2 separate regions of the Homo sapiens genome follow, and region 2 is linked to region 1. The links are chromatin loops, found by intact Hi-C in ENCODE. Cell type or tissue: gastrocnemius medialis. All regions are shown on one strand. Region 1 overlaps ZFP37 (ZFP37 zinc finger protein). Region 2 has its middle 22 kb from the start of FAM225B.

Region 1 (2,500 bases):
CAAGGTGGCTATTCACTTCCTGCTTCTTTCTCTCTGAAGTCATGGGGATTTTTATATCTGCTTCTCTCTAAGACTGTTTAATTCTCACTCTGAAGCTTTTTCTGCTATTCCATGCTATAGCATGTAGCTGAAAAATGACACCCCTAAATGGTGGCCCCAGCTCTTAAGATTATAGGTTTTTATACATGTAGTATCCATAGCTAGCTAACAGAAGTCTATAAATTTCAATTTCAGGTTCTTAGGCAAAAGAATATTATTGGACTACCTGGTGTTTACCACGGTCCAATCAATTGTTTTTAGCCAGAATTTGGATTATGTAATACAAACATAGTGGCCCACAGCTTTCAGTGTGGGTAATGGTCTCAGAGAAGGGAAGCAGGGATTAAGAAGACATCTCAAAATGTGTAAGTGTATAATGTATGGCAGAAAGAATATGAGCAACCACTTAGAGCTGGGAATAAACTTAAAATTTATAACTGACAATTAGAAAGACCTGAAAAGAACAAATATATATTCCATAGCAAACTATTGGAAAACAAAACAAGGTTGGATGTACACTACAAATCAGATTGAGTAAAGTTTGTTTGCTAAGCTAATTACTATGAATTTTATCATTTGATGAAAGCATCAGGTAATTTAGAGAAACTAGGGATTTTTAAAGTACAAGAATATCATTTTAGGGGTCATTTCAGTGGTAGCAATAGAAAGGAAAAGATATGTCAGCAGGAAAAGATCTAAGCACTACAAGAAAAATTCACCATGAGTAGTATAAAGTGGATAACCTTTCCTATTTATTCTCTTAGCCACTTATCAGCTCATCAGTACTTCTTGGTGGACTCACTTTATTTTTCTTTTCTGGCTTTTTTGGATATAATAACAAAAGTTTATGTTAGCTAGCTTCAGTAAATACAGGAATTTGTGATAAGGACCTGGGTACATCCCTTACAAGCTAAGGGCAAGATAGTTCAGCCAGTCCTCACCAGGGACTAGAAATAGGAACTAGGAAGGAACTAGGAAGCCATTGGGAATTGAAATTGTGCAAATGATCTCTTTAAAGACGCAGTTCTTATGTCTCTGCTTCTCGGTGTGTGGATGGTTCATACTTTGACTTGACGAGCTTTCTGTTTACGTAGAGAAAATATGGTTTACTAGTACCTGCTTTATATAATTTCTAAATTTAAGTACCAAGTGGAGACTAACTGGAGTCAAATTTGTTAGAAGAAAGAATCTTGTTGGACATCTTGGTTTGAGTCAGATTTGTCTCCAACTGTGCCCATGGAGAATTGGGGTAATATAGTATAGGCTGCAGGAGCAATATATTATGGCCAGCTTGGGAGTTATCAGAACTGGGCAGCTTGGGCTTATAAGAAACCTCAAAAAGTATCAGCTACAATCATAAGCTCTTTTAACTCCATCTATTCCCTGTTCACTTCTCCCTGTGTTTATTTCATCTTCTATCCCAGGTTGCTCACTCATATTTTTAAGCAGCAAAAACTTTAAAAAATCACTATTGTCACTTTTCCCACCTCTTTTTACTACAACATTTTCCCCCTCAAGTCCATTCACCCTAGTTGTTTCATTCACATTGGTATACCAGGCTTGAATAAAAATTTAACCCTACAACAGGTCATTTCTTTACCAGTTTTATTCCAAAATATAAGAGTACAAAGATTCACAAGAATATCTCACTGAATTCCATTTTAGAAGTCCAGAAAGATGATGACCAGCTTGAAAATATCCAGAAATCTCAAAACAAACTCCTCAGGGAAGTTGCAGTCAAGAAGAAAACTCAAGCTAAGAAGAATGGCAGTGACTGTGGTTCACTGGGGAAAAAAAATAATTTGCATAAAAAACATGTTCCTTCAAAGAAAAGGCTTCTTAAATTTGAGTCATGTGGAAAAATTTTGAAACAGAATTTAGATTTACCTGATCACTCAAGAAACTGTGTAAAAAGGAAATCTGATGCAGCTAAAGAACACAAGAAGTCATTCAACCATAGCTTATCTGATACAAGGAAAGGCAAAAAGCAAACTGGAAAGAAACATGAGAAATTATCCAGCCATAGCTCATCTGATAAGTGTAACAAAACTGGCAAAAAACATGACAAATTATGCTGTCATAGTTCATCCCATATTAAACAGGACAAAATTCAAACTGGAGAGAAACATGAGAAATCACCCAGCCTTAGCTCATCTACTAAGCATGAAAAACCTCAAGCTTGTGTGAAACCCTATGAATGTAATCAATGTGGAAAGGTTCTCAGCCATAAACAAGGACTCATTGACCATCAGAGAGTTCATACTGGGGAGAAACCATATGAATGTAATGAATGTGGGATAGCCTTTAGCCAAAAGTCACACCTTGTTGTACATCAGAGAACTCACACCGGAGAAAAACCATATGAATGTATTCAGTGTGGCAAAGCCCATGGTCATAAACATGCACTCACTGACCATCTAAGAATTCATACTGGAGAAAAGCCCTATGAATGTGCTGAATG
Region 2 (2,500 bases), 45 kb before region 1:
CCGGGCATCTCAGAAAACAAGCTGAACAACAAACCCTCTAGAAAGGCCACACTACAATCCATGCTGACTCGTTTGGAGGGCCCTTGAGATGTATATAAAAGACTTAAGACCATGAATGAATCCCATGACACTAGCATTCCAGACATTAAAATTTCTTTTCAGCTTTTCCCTTTTGGGCACAGCTCTTTGGAAACAAATTTTCTATGGCTTGCCAAAAACAGGCAGGGCCCCAAATATCTGAATCTCCTTTCCCAAACTTCCTGAGTTTCTACCCGATTCCTGCCGACAATTGAGCTCTTTCTTTGACTCACGTGCTCACAAAGCAAAGAAGAAGGCTGTAGAGATAAACACAGGAACCCATCGGCAGCTGGATCAGTCCAGTTTAAACGACAATAAATATGATACACACTAACCGTGTGTGACGTCTTCATTAGGGAATTCACTAGAATCGGCCGAATTCACACACTTATCACCACACATGCGTCCCCTGTCCCCGCTCAGGAGAATTTTCAGCTCTACTCCCGTGGATATATTCACGAGAACCTTACATTCTGCTCCACCGTACTCACGTTGCCCTGCCACGGATATCCAGGAAGCACTCCACCTGTCTCTCGGAAACTTTGTGCCCTTTGACCCACATCTCGCATTGGCATCCTTTCCCTGCCCCTACACCTGCCCCTACACCGGCCCCAGGCCCAGCCAACCACCTTTCTCCTCTCTACTTTCCTGATCCTCACAGCATTTTCTCCATCCAACATCACAAGGAGATCACGCAATACGGGTCGGATGGGCCTGGCTGATTTCACTGGGCACCATGACTTTTGGGTCCATGCATAACGTCCCAGATGACAGGCTTTCCTTTCCTTTCCCTGATGTGTTTGTTCTACGAACCCTATTCATTTGTCCTTCTCTAGTCATCTGCTGAAGGGTACTTCGGTCGATTCCACGTCTTGGTTACAGGCAGCGTGCCGACAACCAATGCAGCAGGACACATATTTGCACCACAACCCGATTTCGTGTCCTTAGGCGATACGTCCAGAAGTGGGATGACTGGATCCCAGTTCCAGCGGTGATTTCTTGAGCAACCCCCCCGTATCGCTCCCGGCCACCCCTTGAGCAGCCCTTACTGTGTTGGCACCTCCCACACCCAGCTGGCCACGCAGCCCTGTCCTCAGGCCTCACTCCTCTCTGCGCCAGGTCCAAGGCAGAGACAGCGAGCCTGAGATGTCCCCGAAAGCCGTCAGGGCGTGACCGGATCCCACGGCACCGGCCCTGCGGATGTTCCATTTCCTTTCGCCTGCTTGCTTTCTGGCGGACGTCTCCGCGCACGCCGTTTCTCAGACTCGCCTGGGACAGCCTGCGCCTCGCACGTCTCCCTCTCCCTCTCTTCTCTTACCGAGTTTCTCCTCCCCACACCCCGCCGGGTCCTGCCTAGAGTCGTGTGCCCCTTCCTTGATTCACGTGCTCACCGAGCGAGCGAGGCGGAGGGCTGTGGCCATACACACACGATGATCCCATCCGCAGCCCGCCGGGATGGTCCTGAGCTCACAGCAACACCCGTCGGGTACACAAAGGGGAGGAGAAAATCAGACCGTGAGGCCTAGGAGGAACCAACTCAAACCTGGCTGGTCGTGGGCAAAATGTGGCCCTCTGGCCCACTCTCCTCTGCTGCCTGTTTCTCCATAGAAAACTAAGCTGGGACGAAAGCACACCCTGTCCTTTCCTAACGTCGGTAGATGGATTCCTGCCGCCGTGCCAGAAAGGAGTTTTTCCTCCGCAGACTGCAGGAGCAAGAGAACCTGCGGGACTCGGTCTCCCTTCACTCGAAATTTGCCCGACTCTCGGCATAGTGTGCACACACCCCAGCACGCGCGCGCGCGCACACACACACACACACACACAGGCACGCACACACGCAGGTGCACACCAGGAAGTGGAGAAATCGTCCAACGCAGAGGTAGAGAGGACTTCGAAATGGGCAACGAAGTAGGGCACTTCCTTTGAAATTACCGTGAAGCCCACAGCTACCTTTGTCTCTGTTCTGCCACTCCGCAAAATTGCTCATCACTTGCCGGAGACAGAGCGGCAGGGACCCAGGGAGAAAGCGGAACCCCTCCAACCCGCCTAACCTAATCAAGGTAGCCTGCGCCTGTGGGCGTGTCCGCAGCCAATCCTCCTGGGAACACCCAGCAGGGGGTCCTGGCTCCCTATCAAAGCCCGCCGGCTGCGCCCAACCGGCCATTTCCCCGCTTGCGCTGCTCAGGCTGCCAGAGGGTAGAGCCTCCTCGCCGGGAACACAGAGCTCTTTCCTGGATGGGGAAGCTGTCCCTTGAGGAGACGGGAGAAGACAGACCTCCCTGTGGAAAGCAGGGGAAGATGGAGACCCGCAAGAACCGGGAGGGTTCTGAGAGAGGACGAGGTGAGTGAGGGTCGAGTGTCTCGTCTGTGCGGATTGGTGTGTGGAGGGGGTGGCAGGGGCCAGGGAGGCAGGAGAGTTAGA

Evidence for each region. A loop is a pair of places that touch in the nucleus more often than their neighbours do. Peaks named below come from ENCODE experiments on the same cell type or tissue, not always from the same donor. Only the 100,000 strongest peaks of a DNase experiment are listed, where the experiment ranks them.
Region 2: it touches region 1 in a loop (5-fold over the local background); 3 of 110 quality-filtered maps call a loop at or near these places.

Annotation. Positions count from the first base shown.
Region 1 is chr9:113,043,473-113,045,972 of GRCh38, reverse strand. ZFP37 (ZFP37 zinc finger protein) reads left to right here. Exons shown (of 4, transcript NM_003408.3): 4 at 1,705-2,500. Among named protein-coding and RNA genes, the nearest start is that of ZFP37, 12 kb to the left of the region's middle. In gastrocnemius medialis, no CTCF peak of the experiment used is centred here; no DNase peak of the experiment used is centred here; H3K4me3 peaks cover 1,527 bases.
Region 2 is chr9:113,088,695-113,091,194 of GRCh38, reverse strand. No RefSeq gene overlaps it. Among named protein-coding and RNA genes, the nearest start is that of FAM225B, 22 kb to the left of the region's middle. In gastrocnemius medialis, no CTCF peak of the experiment used is centred here; a DNase peak (open chromatin) is centred at 1,096; H3K27me3 peaks cover 989 bases.